2 separate regions of the Homo sapiens genome follow, and region 2 is linked to region 1. The links are chromatin loops, found by intact Hi-C in ENCODE. Cell type or tissue: mucosa of descending colon. All regions are shown on one strand. Links, peaks and the distances in the headings refer to the core of each region. The heading gives the core; the rest is flanking DNA. Region 1 holds the start of CADM4 (cell adhesion molecule 4). Region 2 overlaps XRCC1 (X-ray repair cross complementing 1).

The links. Peaks named below come from ENCODE experiments on the same cell type or tissue, not always from the same donor. Only the 100,000 strongest peaks of a DNase experiment are listed, where the experiment ranks them.
Region 2: a loop joins it to region 1, with 2.1 times the contacts of the local background. A loop is called at or near these places in 11 of 110 quality-filtered maps.

Annotation. Positions count from the first base shown.
Region 1 is chr19:43,636,647-43,646,156 of GRCh38, forward strand. CADM4 (cell adhesion molecule 4) reads right to left here and starts at 3,204. Exons shown (of 9, transcript NM_145296.2): 1 at 3,081-3,204. The coding sequence starts at 3,144. It also overlaps a transcript of PLAUR not described here. RefSeq lists a silencer at 3,088-3,227. In mucosa of descending colon, for the core only: no CTCF peak of the experiment used is centred there; a DNase peak (open chromatin) is centred at 3,560.
Region 2 is chr19:43,550,231-43,560,073 of GRCh38, forward strand. XRCC1 (X-ray repair cross complementing 1) reads right to left here. Exons shown (of 17, transcript NM_006297.3): 4 at 4,416-4,574; 5 at 3,379-3,453; 6 at 3,171-3,282; 7 at 2,752-2,861; 8 at 2,567-2,678; 9 at 1,787-2,045; 10 at 1,341-1,457. Among named protein-coding and RNA genes, the nearest start is that of XRCC1, 20 kb to the right of the region's middle. In mucosa of descending colon, for the core only: a CTCF peak has its summit at 5,121 (motif pointing right); a DNase peak (open chromatin) is centred at 5,133.

The DNA.
Region 1 (9,510 bases), core at 1-8,000:
AGATGGGGACAGGCCAGGCTCGCACGACATTAACCCAGCCTTAGGCCCCAGCCCTGCTGTGTCTAAGGTCTTGGAATCCACTGCAGAACCTGACCCCCACCCCCAGGCTCTGGGGACACAGGCGCCTGGCTCATGGGTGGGTGGGTGGGGGGGTCAGTGATAGAAACCTCCAAAACCTGTTCCTTGGGGTGACTCACAATGGAGGGAGGGTCCCCCTATTCTCAAGAGTGGCTGGTCAGAATTTTAGCAGGAAAAAGTGAGTCACCCTGGGAAGGAAACATTATTTAGGGACCAACAACTGCCCCCTCCACAAGACCCCTCAACTCCTAATAGCCTCTCTATTCTTTCTTTGTATTGGATATCTGTTTCCTCTCCTCCTTTCTGTTCTACCCAGTTTCTGGCTGCGGGTCCCATTTCTGCCTGGGTGCATCCCTGGGCAGGCAACCCATCCCTCCCTCTTGCTTTCTCTCCTCTGCCCACCCTGGATCCTTCTTTGGGCATAAATCTCATCTTCTTCTGCTATGCTCAGAAGATGAATGAACCAGGAGAGAGAGAACATGTTTTTAAAATGGCGCAAATGCACCCCATCTCCCCCGATTCCTGCTGGCTGGGCAAGGTGAGAGAGGAAGAAGTGACTAAGAGAGAAATGTGGGAACAACAGATACCCCCTAAAATGTGGTAGCCAAGGCCACTGAGAAATATCCAATGGAAAGGAGAGCAGGAAGGGCCCTCCAAGACCACATGCTACAGCCTCCTACCCCATGCTTTACAGAACGGGAAAGTAAGGCCCAGAGAGGGACAAGGACTGATGCAAAATTATACTAAAGGGTCCTGGGTAAGGCTTGGACCCAAGTTCCTTAGCTCCCAGCTGAGAGCTCTTCCCATGACACCAAGCTCAGTTTCTACTGGTAAAAGCCACATACTATTTACTTTAGAGAAAGTTTACAGAGAGGGTTAGGGTGCCAGGAAGCAGTGACTTGGAAATCAAACGAGGGACAGGGCTGTAGACCTAACTCCCAGAAGCACCAGAGAAAGGCTTTTGCACGGGGCGGGTGGTCACCTTAAGCTATATTCTGATCCTGAGAATTCAAAGTCTGATGATTCTAAGCTGTCAGGATTCTAAATGTCATAGATGTCAAGATCCAGGAACTCCAAGACATCAAGATTTCACGATTTTTAAGACGTCAAGATGCTAGCATGCTAACACCATCACGGTTCTAGAACTTTAAAGGTGTCAAGATTCTAAAGCCTTCTGGATTCTAGAATCCTGTAGATGTCAGCATTCTAAAGTACCATCAGGTTCTTTATTTACTGGATTCATTAGTTCCAGGATTCTATGAGCCTGGTGTTTAGCCTAAAAAATAAAGATAAATTAAAATTGATGGAAATGTCACTGAGGTACCAAAGTTCTCATCTGGGAAATTGTGGCATGTCTGTTGTAAAGAAAGGAGGTAATGATGCAAGTTCTAAAGCAGTCACAGAAGACTAGAGAAGAAAGAAAGACAGTGAGAGGACAGCTTTGCCCCTCATCCTGGCCGAGGTGAGGATGGCTCTGCCTCAAACCCTGGAGTGGGGAACATGTAACCGCACTCAACTTGCCAGAAACCCCTTCACGGTCTGAGCTGGCGTTCCCTTTCATGTCACTGAGTTCAACATCCTCACTTTACAGAAAGAGAAACAGAAGCCTGGAGAGAGGAAGGTGTTTACCATTGGCTGCGATGGCAAATGGCAAGAGCCAAGATTTAAGCCCAGGCCGCCAGCCCCATGCCACCTGGTTATAACTCCTCTCACCAATCTCTGCCGAACACCCAGCCCTCCTGCTTCTGCCTAGCCACCTTCCAATCCTCTGTTCCTTCCAAAAGTGGCCTTATCCACCAGGGAGGGGTGACCCGTGGCAGGTTCAAGACTTACACAGTGTGAGAGTGTGTGTGGGTGACATTTCCTGACCTTGTCCCCATTCTCAGGGTCACCCAACCTCGGGGGTCTCCAGCTTCTCACAGTGTGTGATGAGGGTATGTGGATGGCTCCCTGGATGTCCTGGACAGGGGCTTCTCTGTGAGTCAAGCCTGGGTGTGTGAATGGGTGAGCAGGGTTTGGAGAGGCATTCGCTGAATCCACGTGTGTGCCTACACGCCAAGGTCCCCCATTCTCACTTCCCCACACACATGCACACAGATGTTCCCCTCCAGGGCTCTTTAGAATGCCCTGCCTGACTGAATTCCTCTTCAGGGGCACAGAGGGATAGAGAGAGGGAGGAAGGTAGGATGGGAATGGGAGATCCCGGGATGGAGGCTGTAAGCGTAGAGAGAGGAGGCACAGCAGAAAGACAGGGATGGAGATAGTGGGACAGAGAAGGGGGAAAGAGACAGGTGACAGAAAGGGTTAGAGAAACGAGTGACAGAAAGACAGGGGACAGAGACAAGGGGATGGGGCAGATAGGGGACAGAGAAAAAGGGACAGAAAAACAAGGGTGACAGCGAGACAGAGACAGGGACCAAGAATAGGGGCAGAGAGGGAGGGCAGAAATCCGGGGGAAAGAGAATAGACAGGATGATGGAGGGGACAGAGTGACCCAGGAAAAGGGGACAGAGACCAGGGGACAGAGGTAGGGGACAAAGACAGAATAGATGAGGAACACCGAGGCAAGAAGAGAGGGAGACAGACAGAAGGAGGGACAGGACTTCGAGACTGAGGGATAGAGGACAAGGGTAGGGGGACGAGGAGCCAGACGGGGGGGTTCAGAGACGGGCGGACAGAGGGACGCAGAGACTGGACAGAAGGACAGCGGGACCGGCCTGGGGAGGGCGGACTTGTGTGTGTAGGGGGGTCTCGGGCCCTTTGTCCCCGCCGGGATCCAGCCTGCGCGGGTGGGGGGGCTGCGGCACGGCGGCCGGGCCCCGCGCCCCCTCCCCCGCTCGTCGCTCCCGGCTCCCGGCCCGCGCTGCGCTTTGTCCCGGGGAGGGGGCCCGGCCCGGCCCCGCGCGCATTGTTCGGCCTCTGCGGCCCCGAGGCTGCCGGGCTGTCACCACAGCGCGCCCCCCGCCCCAGCCCGGCCGGCCGACCCCGGCCCCCGACCCTACCTGGCCCCGCCGCGGCCGCCCACAGCAGCAGCAGCGGCCACTGGAAGCGCCGGGCCCGGCCCATGGTGCCGCCGCCGCCGCCGCCGCCGCTCGCTCCCGGCCCGGCACCTGCACCGCCCGCGCCGCCCGCCCCGCCCCCCGCGCCCCGCCCCCTGCCCGCCCGGGGGCGGGGCGCCGAGGCCGGGGCGGGGCCGGGGAGGGGAGGGGGAGACGGAGGAGAGGCCCGGAGACAATCGGGGGGACGGCACGGTGGGGGAACGGTGCGGGGTGCGAAAGCTGGAGAGGAGAGGGGTGAGGAGGGCGGGAAGGGGTGCGCGGGAGGGCGACAGCGGCGTGGGAGCAGGTGGGGGATCTCGGTGAGCGCGGGAAATGGAGGGTGTTGGGTGAGGGTGCTGCGTGCGGGCCCAGGTGCTGCGCGCGAGGGTGCGGAGTTGCTGGCATGCAGGGTGCTTGCGCTGCGCGGAGGGGAGGGTGGCAGGGTGTTGCTGGAGGCTGTGCGAGGGTGGGGGCGCGGGCGTCGTGGGGTGCGGTGTGTGCGAAGGGAGAGCGTGGCCAGCGTGACGGGGGAGCGTAAGGGAGGGAGTGCGACGTGGGAAAGGTGAGTGTGAGAGGCGTGCTGCGGGCAGGTGGGTGTCTGGAGTCTAGCGAGAGGCTGTGAGCTGAGCCACCGGGACAGGGGAGGCTGCAGCTGGAGGTCCGGAGGGTCCGGAGGTCGAGGCAGGTCAAGGATCTCCCAGGGCAGGGCGAGGCTGGGGCTCAGGAGTGGGGTGGGGTCAGTTCCCTCCCTCCCTCTCTCCTGTCCTGACCTGAAAACCCCGTGTTTCCGCGTCATTCTCCGGGAGGGGCCCCCTGAAAGTGAACTAACTGGAAGGAAGCCTGAATCCTGGGTCCCAGGAGGGAGAGGCTCCTGTGAACACCTTCCAAGCCCTGGCGTCCCCTCTCCTCCCTGCTGTCTCCCTGCCCCAGCCTCTCTCCCTCTCTCTGCATGTATTTGCCTCTGCCCTTCCTCTCTCCCCATCTTTGAGGGTGACTCACCCCTCCAGACTTAGGTCCCTTCTCCCTCCTGGGAGTGGGTTTCCCTGAGCCCACTTCTGTGACACCCTGTAGACCTGATGCGGGATCATTACCTATGGGACCCAGAAAGAGTGAGAAACCATGGAAAGAAGGCCTCGACCTCTCTCATGCCCATTTGTCAGGCAAACTGAGGTCCAGAAGTGCCAATTATGAACATCTTTCCTTCCCCCCTCCCCCCTCCCCGCCCAGACGGAGTCTCGCTCTGTTGCCCAGGCTGGAGTGCAGTGGCACGATCTCGACTCACTGCAACCTCTGCCTCCCAGGTTCCAGTGATTCTCCTGCCTCAGCCTCCCGAGTAGCTGAGATTACAGGCGCCCGCCACCATGCCTAGCTAATTTTTATATTTTTAGTAGAGACGGAGTTTTGCCATGCTGGCCAGGCTGGTCTTGAACTCCTTACCTCAGGTGATCCATCTGTCTGGCCTCCCAAAGTGCTGGATTACAGGCGTGAGCCACCATGCCTGGCTGAAAATCCTTACTTTTTATTCCGACTAAAAAATTTTACATCCAGTCCCACAAGGGACTTCAGCTTCACACACCCTTTCTGTCCTCAGTACCCAGCTCCCAGTATCCTTTCTGACCTCAAAACCATAGCTACCATCAACCCTTGTGTCCCAGGACCATGGCTCCCAGTGTCTTCTCTGTCCTCAGGGTCCAAGCTCCCATCAACTCCTGTGTCCTCAGGACCACGGCTCCCAGCATCCTCTCTGTCCTTCAGGTCCAAGCTCCCATCAACCCCTGTGAAGCAGGACCATGGCTCCCAGCATCCTCTCTGTCCTCAGGGTCCAAGCTCCTATCAACTCCTGTGTCCCCAGGACGATGGCTCCAGCAATCCTCTCTGTCCTGAGAGCCCAAGCTTCTAACTGCCCCTGTGTCCCCAGATCCATAGCCCTGAGCAACTTCCTTCTTTTTCAGTCCTCAGCTTCCCAGCTTCTGTAGACTTGGGAAGAGATAGTCTCTAATCCTCTTTCCAGGGCTCACATTCTGTGACTTTTGCTAGATGGGAGAGGAATGTTTGATCTGCCTTTGGAATACTGGTCCAAGGGGTAACTAGTAGTTGCCTTTTCCCGCAGGAGCCAATAGGCCCGCTCACTCTGTGCTCTGACAGATGTCTCCTGCTCCAGCTGAAGGGGAACCTTGGGAGATGTTGGTTTGGTTCTCACCTGTCATCCTTAAGTCCCACCATTCCATGTGAAGACATCACAAGAGTAGTGGTCCTGACGGGCGCGTTGGCTCACACCTGTAATCCCAGCACTTTGGGAGGCCAAGGTGGGCCGATCACTTGAGGTCAGGAGTTTGAGACCAGCCTGACCAACCGGCCAACATGGTGAAACACCATCTTTACCAAAAAAAAAAAAAAAAATTAGCAAGGCGTGGTGGCACGTGCCTGTAATCCCAGCTGGTCGGAAGGCTGAGGCATGAGAATCCCCTGAACTTGGGAGGCAGAGGTTGCAGTGAGCTAAGATCATGCCACTGCACTCCAGCCTGGGTGACAGAATGAGACTCAGTCTAAATAATAATAATAATAATAATAATAATAATAATAATAATAATAAATAGAATAGTGGTCCTGTCCCCATCCTACTTCAGGGTACCCTGTCCATTAGGGATTTAGTGCAAGTGACAGCAAGTGCAACCCAACTGGTTTGAGAGAAAGAGAACTGGTTCACACATAACAAAAAGTCCTTCTATGGCTGGCTTTGGCGAGGTCTGTCAATCTCTGTCCTAAGGATGCATGGCTCCCCTCCTGTAGCAAGATGGCTGGCAGATACCCCTGGGGCCAGATTCATATTTGGGGTGATTAAGATTCTGCAAGAGAGAGACAACCTTTATTTCACACAGCTTTTCAATTGTTGCCTGTCCCTGGTGAGACTCGGAGACCTAGCTCTTGCCTGGTTTCTAAACTTTCAATAACACCGTTTTTGCTTAAGTCAGCACAAACAGATTTTATTTCTTGCAAGCAAAGATTCCTGAACAACAACTTCAGAGCCGTTAACAATGAGGTCCTGATCACAAGCTATGGTATAGGACGTGAGAAATTTGTCCCTAGCCTCAATATCTGCTGGAGGGCATCATGGAATAAGTATTTCTATCCTCTGATCCCCACTGTAGGGCATCATGGGATATATAATCCTAACCTTCAATCTCTGCCATAGAGTTTCATAGGCAATGCAGTCCTAGCCTCAATATGTTGTAGGGAATTATGGGAAAGGTGAAATTATCCTCAATTATAATACAGAGCATCTCAGAAAATGTCGTTTTAGCCTCATCTCTGCTGTAGGGCATCATGGGAGATATACTTCTGGCCCAATTTTTGTTGTAAGTTGCCATAGAAGATGCAGTCTTTCCTTCCTTCCCTTTTTTCTTTTCTTTCTTTCTTTCTTTTTTTTTTTTTTTATTATGTAGAGACAGGGTCTCTCGCTATGTTGCCCAGGCTGGTCCTGAACTCCTGGGCTCAAGCAGTTCTCCTGCCTTGGCCTCCCAAAGTGCTGGGATTACAGGCAAGAGCCATTGCACCCAGTCCCTTCTCTCCTTTCTTTCTTCATCACCTGCCATATTCCAGGCACTAGGAATAAATCATCAAGTAAATAAACGGCCTTACCCTCCCTGGCAATTATAATGGGGAAAGTTAGCTAAAAACAAACAAAAATTACTGTTCCATTTAACCATCGCTGAATAACAAAATACCCCAGAACGTAGTGGTGTGAAACAACAACCTTTTAATTTTATGATTCTGTGAGTCAGGAATTGGAGCAGGATTGGTGTGTATCTGCTTCATGATGAACTGGAGCCAAAAATGAACTAGCTGGAACAGCTGGAGATGGAGGGGAGGGGCATCAAGGGCCATATATCTAAGGCTGGTGGTTGGTGTTGTGGGTTTTGAATAGTGTCCTCCAAGTAAAATATATGTTGAAGTTCTAGCCCCTGGTATCTGTACATGTGACCTTATTTGGAAATAAAATCTTTGCAAATGTAATTCACTTTTTTGTTTGTTTGTTTGTTTGCTCGAGACTGAGTCTCGCTCTGTCACCCAGGCTGGAGTGCAGTGGCATGATCTCGGCTCACTGTAACCTTCACCTCCTGGGTTCAAGCGATTCTCCTGCCTCAGCCTCCCAAGTAGCTGGGATTATAGGCACGTGTCACCATGCCCAGCTAATTTTTGTATTTTCAGTAGGGACGGGGTTTCACCATGTTGGCCAGGCTGGTCTCGAACTCCTGACCTCAAATGATCTGCCACCTCAGCCTCCCAAAGTGCTGGGATTATAGGCATGGGGCACTGCATCCTGCCCAGATGTGATTAACTTCTAACCCCTGGTATCTTTGCATGTGACTTTATTTGGAAATAAGGTGGGTTTTTTTCTTGTTTTTTTTTTTTTTTTTGAGACAGTTTCACTTTGTCGCTCAGGCTGGAGTTCAGTTGCATAATCTCAGCTCACTGAAACCTCTGCCTCCGAGGCTCAAGCGATCCTCCCGCCTCAGTCTCCCGAGTCACTGGGACTACGGGCAAGCGCCACCACACCCGGCTAATTGTTGCAGTTTTTGTAGAGATGGGGTTTTGCCATGTTGCCCAGGCGGTCTCCAATTGCCACCCTCAAGCAATTCATCCGCCTCGGCCTCCCAGAGTGCTGGAATTATAGGTGTGAGCCATGGCGCCCGGCCAGAAAGTCTTTGCAGATTTAGTTGAATTAATGACTAAATGTTTCCATGCTGAGTTAGAGTGGGCTCTAAATCCAATGATTGATATGGGGTTATAAGGAGAGATATTTGGAGACATAGCCACAGTCCCAGGGAAGGTGGACATTGGAAGACAGAGGTAGGGATTAGAGTGATGCAGCTACAAGCCAAGGAATGGCAAAGATTGCTGGCAGTCCCTCAGAAGCAAAGGAGAGGCAAGGAAGGGTTCTTCCCCTGAGACTTTTTTTTTTTTTTTTGAGACGGAGTCTCACTGCTGTCAGCCTCAGCTGGAGTGCAATGGCGCGATCTCGGCTCACTGCAACCTCTGCCTCCCAGGTTCCAGCAATTCTCCTGCCTCAGCCTCCCGAGTAACTGAGATTACAGGCACCCGCCACCATGCCTGGCTAGTTTTTGCATTTTTAGTAGAGATGGGATTTCACCCTGTTGGCCAGGCTGGTCTCGAACTCCTGACCTCAGGTGATCCACCCGCCTCGGCCTCCCAAAGTGCTGGGATTACAGGTGTCAGCCCCGGAGACTTTAAAAGCATGGCTCTTCCCCTGACGCTTTAAAAGCGTGGCTCTTCCCGTGAGACTTCAACACCTTGGTTTTGGACATTTAGCATTCAGAACTGTGAGAGAACAAGTTTCTAGTGTGTGTGTGTGTGTGTGTGTGTGTGTGTGTGTGTGTGTGTGTGTGTATGTGTTTTAGACAGAGGCTCATTCTGTTGCCCAGGCTGGAGTGCAGTGGTTCAATCTCGGCTCACTGCAAACTCCGCTTCTCAGATTCAAGTGATTCTTATGCCTCAGCCTCCCAAGTAGCTGGAATTACAGAGGAGCGCCATCACAGCCGGCTATTTTTTTTTTTTTTTTTTGTACTTTTAGTAGAGACAGGGTTTCACTGTGTTGGCCAGGCTGGTCTCAAATTCCTGGCCTCAAGTGATATGCCTGCCTTGGCCTCCCAAAGTGCTGGGATTACAGGTGTAAGCCACCACACCTGGCCTAAGTTTCTGTGTGTGTGTGTGTGTGTTTTGTTTTGTTTTTTTTTTTTTTTTGAGTGGAGTCTCGCTCTGTTGCCCAGGCTGGAGTGCAGTGGCATGATCTCGACTCACTGCAAGCTCCGCCTCCCGGGTTCACGCCATTCTCCTGCCTCAGCCTCCCGAGTAGCTGGGACTACAGGCACCCACCACCACGCCCAGTTAATTTTTTGTATTTTTAATAGTGACAGGGTTTCATCATGTTAGCCAGGATGGTCTCGATCTCCTGACCTCGTGATCCGCCCGCCTCAGCCTCCCGAATTGCTGGGATTACAGGCATGAGCCACCAAACCCGGCCAAGTTTCTGTGGTTTTAAGCCACCTTGCTTGTAAGATTTGTGTGTGTGTGTTTTTAATTTTTTATTTTTAAGTATTATGAATACATAATAGTGGTGTATATTTACAGGACATATGTAATATGGTTTTGGGTTTTAGTGTTTTTTTTTTGGAGACAGAGTCTGGCTCTGTTGCCCAGGCTGGAGTACAGTGGTGGGATCATGGCTCACTGCAGCCTTGACCTCCCGGGCTCAAGGGATCCTCCTGCCTCAGCCTCCCATGTAACTAGGACCACAGGCATGCCCCACCACATCCAGCCAATTTTTTTTTATTTTTAGTGGAGATGAGGTCTCACTGTGTTGCCCAGGCTGATC
Region 2 (9,843 bases), core at 880-8,879, 86 kb before region 1:
TGATCAAACCCACTAATATTTCTGCAGTTAAGACCATGACACACTTAAGGGGATAAAAAAAAAAAAGTCCGCAAATAGCCTCACATTAGTTCAGGATGACTGCAGCGAAATGAGTTTGTGCTGAACCTAGAAAAGAACTTTCAGCTTCTAGAGATGTTTGGATTCCTGAATAACAGATGAGGGTTCTGTGAAGCTGCATGGAGCCCAGTGTGTAGCCTGGGCTCCGGAAGCCCCTTCTGACCTGAGCCCACCCACCTCACAGCCTCGCTATCCCCCAAGGCAAATAATTTCTCAAATACACCAGGTACAACTAACTTCTGAACACACTCAGGCCATGGAGTACAATCCAGTCTCCCCTCCAATTCATGGACCTCAGATATGAGCTAGCCTTTGCTCAGTCCAAAGCCTTCTGTGGTTCCTAATGCCCCAGTCCCATTTTTCCTGCCACTTCTTGCCCCTGTGTAAGCTCAGCCTCACCTACAACTCCAGGCAGACAACAGGCTGACCTGACCTTGTCTCCTCTGCCCAGCATGTTCTCTGCCTCTGTTCAGCCTGAAAAACCTCTCTTGGACCTTGAAGACCCCTCGCTCTCTGCGGGCCACCCTGTGGGGCTTCCACTGCACTGTTACAACAATTCTGATCCCTCATCAAAGTGAGAAGCCTTCAAGGGCAGGGCTCAATGACTGGATCCTCAGCCTTGCACATTCCAGCCTGGCACCAAGCAGGGGCTTCTGGGACTCATTTTGGTTTTTGGGTTTTTTTTTTCTTGTTGAGATGGGAGTCTCGCTCTGTCACCCAGGCCAGAGTGCAGTGGCACGATTTTGGCTTCCAGGTTCAAGCGATTCTCCTGCCTCAGCCTTCCGAGTAACTGGGATTACAGGCGTGCGCCACCAAGCCCAGCTAATTTTTGTGTTTTTAGTAGAGATGGGGTTTCACCATGTTGGCCAGGCTGGTCTCGAACTTCTGACCTCAAGTGATCCACCTGCCTCAGCCTCCCAGAGTGCTGGGATTACAGGCGTGAGCCACTGCACCGGGACTCACTTTGAATGAATGAATATGGACCCTAACACTTGTTCTCCCACCCCTGAGTTTTTGCACAAACTGCTCCTCCAGCCTTTTCTGATAAGCAGGCTTCACAGAGCCCTCTGTGACCTCCCAGGCAGGTCCTCCTTCCCTCATCTGGAGTACCCCAGCCCCTGCCCCGCTCCTCTCAGTAGTCTGCTGGCTCTGGGCTGGGACCACCTGTGTTCTCCGCTGGCAGGCCCCAGTCTGACTCCCCTCCAGATTCCTGGCATTGCCCAGCACAGGATAAGGAGCAGGGTTGGCGTGTGAGGCCTTACCTCTGGGAGGGCAGCCGCCGACGCATGCGGTGACAGTCCAGCACCCACTCCTTACGCACGATGCGGCCTCCCAGGCCTAGGACCTGGCTGTACTTGGGGGTGTTGGCAAAGGCACAGCTGGTGGGGGGCAGAAGTGAAGATGCCAGTTAGGTGTGATCTGAGGGGCAAAGGGGAACGAGACAGGGGAGACAGACAGAGAGAGAGAGAGACAGACAGACAGACAGATCATGAGATTGAGGTGGGAGAAACAAAAAGAGGTTGGAGACCAAGGGAGAGATGCAAAAATCAGAGAGAAGACAAAGGCTACAGAATGCAGTGAGAAAGAAAGCAAGTGAGAGAGAGAGAAAGCATGCAGCATAGTGGACACAGAGAAAGCACAAGGTGGAGGAGACACAGGGAGCTGGGGGAGAAACTGCAGCGGCGCAGGGAGGGGGGCGCAAGCCTACATGAGGTGCGTGCTGTCCCGGGTCCAGTCTGGCCGATACTTGGCCCCAAGCTCTAGGGCCTTATCTCGCAGCTCGGAGCGGAAGGGGTTCTGGAAGCCACTCAGCACCACTACCACACCCTGAAGGATCTTCCCCAGCTCCTCTGGGCCAGCTCGGGGTCGTCTGGGCTCGGTGCCTTCTCCTCGGGGTTTGCCTGTCACTGCCCCCTGTGCTCGGGCAGGGACTGGGGCTGTGGCTGGGGTACGAGTTGGAGCTGGCACTGGAGAAGACAAAGAGTAGATTAGGTTAGCACCACTGGGGGTCAACCCCCAGCCCCTCCTCCCTCAGACCCAGCAGTCCAGGCCCCAGACCCTCCTCCCTCAGACCCAGCAATCCAGGCCCCAGCCCCTCCCCCCTCAGACCCAGGGGTCCAGGCCCCCAGCCCCTCCTCCCTCAGACCCAGGAGTCCAGGCCCCCAGCCCCTCCTCCCTCAGGCCCAGGAGTCCAGGCCCCCAGCCCCTCCTCCCTCAGACCCAGGGATCCAGGCCCCCAACCCCTCCTCTCTCAGACCCAGGGGTCCAGGCTCCCAGCCCCTCCTCCCTCAGACCCAGGGGTTTAGGCCCTCAGCCCCTCCTCCCTCGGATTCAGGAATCCAGGCCCCCAGCCCCTCCTCCCTCAGACCCAGGGGTCCAGGCCCCCAGCCCTTCCTCCCTCAGATTCAGGACAGCAGGCTCCAGCCCCGCTTCCCCTAGGACACAGGAGCACAGGCCCCTGTGGAAACAAGGGATCTAGTTAGCTCACATTTAGGTCTCTTGGGAACAGATGGCGACAGCTGGGCTGGTGGTTTGCTGGGGGTCTTCTTTTCTTCTTGGTTCAAATCCAACTTCCTCTTCCCTTTGGGAGACTCCTGGGGCTGAGGGGATGGGGATGGATTGAGGCCTCCAGCTTCTCTCCTCCTCCACCCCACCAAAGTCTGATGATTTCACCTTGGAGGTGCTGCCTATGGCCCTGGAGACTGGAGAGGCTGAGGAGGCAGCACTAGAAGCCTGGAGGGTAGCAGCTGCATAGCTAGGTCCTGCTGGGTCGCTGGCTGTGACTATGAAGGGAGAAAGTGGATCCAGGATGAGAGGGCTGAGCCCCAAGACCCTTTCACTCCTATCTATGGGACACAGAATATTGTTGCCAAAACCCACCAGTGATCCAGGAGTCCCAGCCTCCAGACCTCTCAACCCTCAGGACACAAGAGGCCAGGCCCACCTTCCTCCACCCTGAGACCCAGGAGTCCAGGACTCCACTACCCTCCTCCCTCAGACCCAGGAATCTGAGCCCCAGCCCCCTCTACCCTCAGACCCACGAGTCTAGGTCTCAACCCTACTCACTCAGGACCCACGTTGTCCGAGCTCACCTGGGGATGTCTTGTTGATCCGGCTGAAGAAGAGAGCCCCCGGCCTCAGAGAGTTGGCGCTCTCATCCTCCTCCTTCACACGGAACTGGCCAAGCTTGGTCACTGTCACCTTCTAAGGTCCCGCAAGGTCAGTATTATAGGTGGGCTGCTGGCAGGTGGGGGTGGAGAGGCAGGGAGAAGGCCATGGGGAGTGACAGGTACAGCTTACCTGGGACGGGGCCTCTGCCTCATCTTTGTCTGGGGGGCTATGAAACCGTACAAAACTCAAGCCAAAGGGGGAGTCCTGGGAAAGGAGGGGTGGGAGTCAGGGAGTCTGGCCCAAGGACAGAGGCCAGGGCCCAAGACCCTTTTCACTCAGGGAAACCTCTTCCTGGCTCCTTCCCTCTCATGAACACCCATGTTGAAGGAGGGGCCCTGGCGATGGTGATGACAATTATAGGATTAAGCTGTTATGACTGAGCCCTAACTCTGAGTCTGGCTCCAAGCCCTTTTCACGCATTAGCTCTTTGGGCAATTGGCAGAGTCTACTAGGTGTCCCAGCGAATTCACTGCCCTATGCACAAACTCCTGCCTGTGGAATGGGAGGGAGTGCTGCGTGCCACTTCCAGAACACAGAAGTGTTCCAGGCTCTCTCCTCTGCCAGCTGGATGCAGAGCCAGAAAATAGGAGAAGTCTGGGTCCCTGCACGACCTCATAAGGAGAAGCCAGCTGACAGGCTAAACACTCCCCAGGACAGTTACCTGGGCAAGAAGCACACCTTTAGTGTGTGGCATCATCACATACTCCAGTCTCACTGTTACCACAGCTTTTAGCATCCCTTAACCTACAGCAACCCTGTAAGGATCAGGCAATGGAGGCCCAGAGAGCGTAAGTCACTTGCCCAAGATCACACAGCTAAAAAGTGGTATAGCCAGGACGTGAACTCAGTAATCAGACGCCAGATCTCCTGATGTTAACTACTAGGCCCACTCTACTAGGCCACCTCTCTAACAAGTCAGTTCCCCTCCTCCGATTCCCCTCTGAGATGCTGCAGTTCACCCTTCCTAGATTCCTCCGGGAGATGAAACTTCTCATTACAGGAAAGATCCCAAACCCATTTCAGGGAACGCAGGGACCCAGCCTCCCCATAATCCCATGGGACACCAGCTGTCTACTCCTCCCAGCCCTATGGGACTCAATATTGGCCCTTATTTCCCTCCTTGCCCAGGACCAAGGACTCTGCACCCTGGCTCCCACCCTAGGTACCTTGCTGTAGGGCTGGCTGCAAACAATTTTGACCCGGTCCCAGCGCTTCTCGGCGGCTGCCCGGACCAGCTTGTCAGGCCCAAACATGCGAACGCGGTTGGGGTTTGAGCCACTGCGGCTCTCGGAAGGGGACATGAAAGATGAGGTGACCAGAAGGACCTGGGTGGGAGAAGCCACAGTGCATGAGAACCAGGGCAGGTTGGCTTAGATGAGAGCTTCTAGGGGCTGGGGAAGAGGGCACAGGGCCCACACAGGGGACTGGGAGTCACTAGAATGTAGCTTGGGCCTAGATGTCTCCAGACCCTTTGTTTCTAGGCCTTGAGTCAGTCCTGCCCTGACACAGGCCCCAGAGGGATCTCTTTATCCTCCAGATGTGAGCGACCCTTATCTAAATTCTCCCATGGAGTCTTCCATATCTGGCAATACAGCGGGCTACATGTCCTAAGGAACTTTCCCGGCAGAGAATATTCAGTAAACTGGCACAATATTCAAACACCTTTTGGAAATGCACAGGTGAGTCAGCGGAAAGGCAAGGGGAATTACTAGAGGCTGGAAATGAGAAAACAGAATCCAGAGAGTCAGGCGAGCTGCACTAAGTATTAAGTGATTGTTTCTCAGCTCAAACCTACCCTCTACAACTCATCTCTGTGATCTGGGCCCGCACTTGGCAAACCACCTTTCTGCTTCCCTAGCTGATCGTGACCAGGCTCTGCCAATAGGGGGGGCAAGAGAGAGAGTTTGCAAGGCTGCAGGAGGGAGGAAGGACCAGCTTCTCGTGCATTGCAGATCCTGTGAGCATCACCCCCAGTTAAGCTTCTGCTGCTGCAGTGGTTCCTGCCTGCAGCAGCAGATGAATCCAGTTTGCAGTGTCCCAATACCTCCAGAAACAGCCTCATTCAGCCCCTCTCAGCAGCCGGTGGGGGAGGAAGCCCTCCTCAAACGATCTGAATTTCAGCTCCTGGAGCCCCACCTCCCAGTTTCCAAACATCTACGTTTCAATAATTCCTGCTCCTTTCTTTTGTTCCCCCAACCCTGGGAGTGGTAGCTACTCCCTGCGGTTGCTTCTCCCTCATATCTTAGTCTTCTAGTAACACCTAGTTACTGGTTCTTTCTATCAAATTATCTGTTAAAATAACTGGTGTGGTTTTAATCTCCGGGCAAGGACCCTGACTGACCCGGCAGCACTCATGTTGGTAGTTTGTCATGGTGCTGATCCCAGATAGCAAATAACTTGATTTTATTTATTATTATTATTTTTTTAAGAGACAGGGTCTTTCTCTGTCACCCAGGCTGGAGCACAGTGGTGCGATCATAGCTCACTGCAGCCTCGACCTCTGGGTCTCAAGTGATTCTCCCACCTTGGCCTCTGAGTAGCTGGGTCTAGAGATGCACGACACCACACCTGGCTAATTTTTTATTTTTTGTAGAGGCATGGTCTTGCTATGTTGCCCAGGCTGGTCCTGAACTCCTGGCCTCAAATGATCCTCTCACCTCAGCCTCCCAAAGCTATAGAAGTACAAGTGTAAGCCACCACACCCAGCTAGAACTTGATCTTTAAGGGTTATGCACGTGGTGGTGAAAGAGAACAAGAGAGAAAACCTAGGCTCCAAGCAAGGGAGAGTGGCATCTCAGAGATCCTCACCACACTGCATAGAACTGAGGACTCCCCAAAGGCAACGCCCACACTAGTTACATGAAGGGGAAATAAGCCTGTGGAAAGAGTCCCTGGGAGGCCTGTCTGTCTTGGCCTTAGCTTGGGGGGACACCAAAGAAGAGGTGAAAATTCTTCTCGGGAGAACTCCTCACAAGTCTGTTCTCTCAAGGAATTGAGAGTAGCAATTCATGTTAGCAATCTGCATTGAAAAACCCAAGCTGAGGCCAGGCGCGGTGGCTCACGCCTGTAATCCCAGCACTTTGGGAGGCCAAGGCAGGCGGATCATTTGAGGTTAGGAGTTCAATACCAGCCTGGCCAACATGGTAAAACCCCATCTCTACTAAAAATACAAAATTTAAGCCAGGCATGGTGGCAGACGCCTGTTGTCCCAGCTACTCGGGAGGCTGAGGCACGAGAATTGCTTGAACCCAGGAGGCGGAGGTTGCAGTGAGCTGAGATCGCACCATTGCACTTAAGCCTGGTGGACAAGAGGCCAGGAGTTCAAGACCAGCCTAGCCAACATGGTGAAACACCGTCTTTACTAAAAATACAAAAATTAGCTGGACATGGTGGTAGGCACCTATAATCCCAGCTACTCGAGAGGCTGAGGCACAAGAATCGCTTGAACCCAGGAGTTGGAGGTGATGGTGAGCCGAGATTGTGCCACTGCATTCCAGCCTGGGTGACGGAGCAAGACTCTGCCAAAAAACAAAAAACGAAACAAAAAGACTGGGCACAGTGGCTCACACCTGTAATCCCAGCACTTTGGGAGGCCAAAGCAGGCAAATCACGAGGTCAGGAGATCGAGACCATCCTGGCCAACATAGTGAAACCCCATCTCTACTAAAAATACAAAAAAATTAGCTGGGCATGGTGGCGCGTGCCTGTAGTCCCAGCTACTCGGGAGGCTGAGGCAGGAGAATCACTTGAACCCAGGAGGCGGAGGTTGCAGTGAGCCAAGATTGCGCCACTGCACTCCAGCCTGGCAATAGAGCGAGACTCCGTCTCAAAAAAAAAAAAAAAAAAAAAAAAGATGAATGCAGCCACTTTTGGTTGGGTATATTTTGTTACTGACTTAGTCTCTTTTCTAACTGACATGCTGTGAAATTATAAAATTGGACAATAAAGCCTTTTGCTGAGAAAAACAGAACATAACTATAGCTCTCTTTGTGCACAGCTGATTATGCAAAGGAAACAAGAAAGACAATTATACAGAAGGGAAGTTTTCTTCCTGACCTTGACTATACTTGTTTATAAAAGGCCTGATTTGGAGCTGACAGGGAAGCTGCATTTATCATCTGGTGACTAACATGGGAAAACCCTGTCCTACTAAATACAAAAAAAATAGCCATGCATGGTGGCACAGGCCTGTAATCCGAGCTACTTGGGAGGCTAAGATGGAGAATCGTTTGTACCTGGGAGGCGGAGGTTGCAGTGAACCGAGATTGCACCACTGCACTCCAGCCTGGGCAACAGGAGCAAAATTCCATCTCAAAAAAAAAAAAAAAAAAAAAAAAAAAGGAAGGAGGGAGGGAAGGAGGGGAGGGAGAATGGAAGGAAGGAAGGCTCCTGTGACTTTGGGTTTGTGCCTTTGATGTTTTTGAAGAGTAGAGGTCAGTGATTTTTGTCAGATATCACTTATTGTACAAAGTATCTGATGTTTCCTTGTGATTAATTTAGGTTGCACACTTTGGCCAGAATACCACAGAAGTGATGTGTAATATACAGTTTATTTTGTATATTGACTTCTCATCTTGTGACCTTCACTTACTAAACCTTGTAGTTTGTCTAGATCTCTTGGGATTTTCTGCATAGACAATCATGCCATCTGTGAAAAAAGATAGTTTTCTTTTTTCTTTTTCTCACCTTGTCACACTGACTAGTGCAAAGTTGGGCATGGTGGTGCAAGCCTGTAGTCCCAGCTACTTGAGGGGCTGTGGAAGGAGGATCACTTGAACCCGGGAGGACAAGGCTGCAGTGAGCTGAGATCGTGCCACTGCACTCCAGCCTGGGTGACAAAGTGAGACCTCGTTTCAAAAAAAAAAGAGTAGGCCAGGTACACACAGCAGCTCACATGTGTAATCCTAGCACTTTGGGAGGCCGCAGCAGGTGGATCACCTGACCTCAGGAGTTCAAGACCAGCCTGGGCAACACAGTGAAACCCTATTTCTACAAAAAATATTTAAAAATTAGCCGGGCATGATGGCTCCCACTAGCTACTTGGGGGGCTGAGGCGGGAGGATCACTTGAGCCCAGGAGGCAGAGGTTGCAGTGAGCTGAGATCATGCCACTGTACTCCAACCTGAGCAACAGAGTGAGACCCCCATCTCAAATAAATAAATAAATAAATAAATAAATACATATATACATAAATAAATAATATGGTTAAAAAAAGAGACAGTTTGGTATTGGCATAAAGAAAACTATACATATCAATGGAACAGAGAAGAGAGTACAGAAATAAACCCATACATATGGTTAATTAATTCTCAACAAGGAGTCAAAATGATTCAATGAGAAAAGGCAAGTCTTTTTTTTTTTTTCAAAGTATTTTCAGCCAGGTGCAGTGGCTCAGGTCTGTAATCCCAATACTTTGGGAGGCCAAGGTGGGAGGATCACTTTAAGCTCAGGAGTTCAAGACCAGCCAGGCAATGTAGTGAAACCCCATTTCTACAAAAAATTTTTTAAAAAATTAGCCGGGTATGGCGGCTCACACCTATAGTCCCAGCTACTCAGGAGGCTGAGGCTGGAGAATCCCTTGAGTCTGGGAAGCGGAGGTTGCAGTGAGCCAAGATCATGCCACTGCACTCCAGCCTGGCCAACAGAGTGAGACTCTGTCTTAAAATAAATAAAATAAATAAATAAGCATTGTCAACAAACATATAAAAAAGATACAGAAAAGGGCCGGGTGCGGTGGCTCACACCTGTAATCCCAGCACTTTGGGAGGCTAAGGTGGGCAGATCACAAGGTCAGGAGATCGAGACCATCCTGGCTAACACAGTGAAACCCTGTCTCTACTAAAAATACAAAAAATTAGCCGGGCATGGTGGCACGTGCCTGTAGTCCCAGCTACTCCGGAGGCTGAGGCAGAATGGCGTGAACCCGGGAGGTGGAGCTTGCAGTGAGCCGAGATCGCGCCACTGCACTCCAGCCTGGGCAACAGAGTGAGACTCCATCTCAAAAAAAAAAAAAAAAAAAAAAAAGATACAGAAAAAATAAACCTTATCCCCTGCTTCACACAATACACAAAAATTCACTTGAGATGAAACAGAGATCTAAATGTAAAATCTAAAAATAGAAAGCTTCTAGAAGAAAACATAGGAGACAGGCAGAATAACAGCTCCTCAAAGATGTTTACATCCTAATCCCTGAACCTGGAAATGTGGCAGAAGGCACTTTGCAGATGTGATGAACTTGAAGATGTTGAAATGGGGGAGATGCCCCTGGATTATCCGGGTAGGCCAAGTGTCATCATAAGGGTCTTTATAAGAAAGGAGGGCTGGGTGTGGTGGCTCATGCCTGTAATCCTAGCACTTTGGGAGGCTGGGGTGGGTGGATCACTTGAGCCCAGGAGTTTGAGACCAGCCTGGGCAACACAGTGAAACCCTCTCTCTATAAAAAATAACAAAAGCTAGCCAGGAGTGGTGGTGTGCACCTGTAGCCCTGGCTACTTGGGAGGCTGAGGTGGGAGAATCACTTGAACCTCAGAGGCAGAAGTTGCAGTGAGCTGAGAACACGCCACTGTACTCCAGCCTGGGCAACGGAAATGAAAC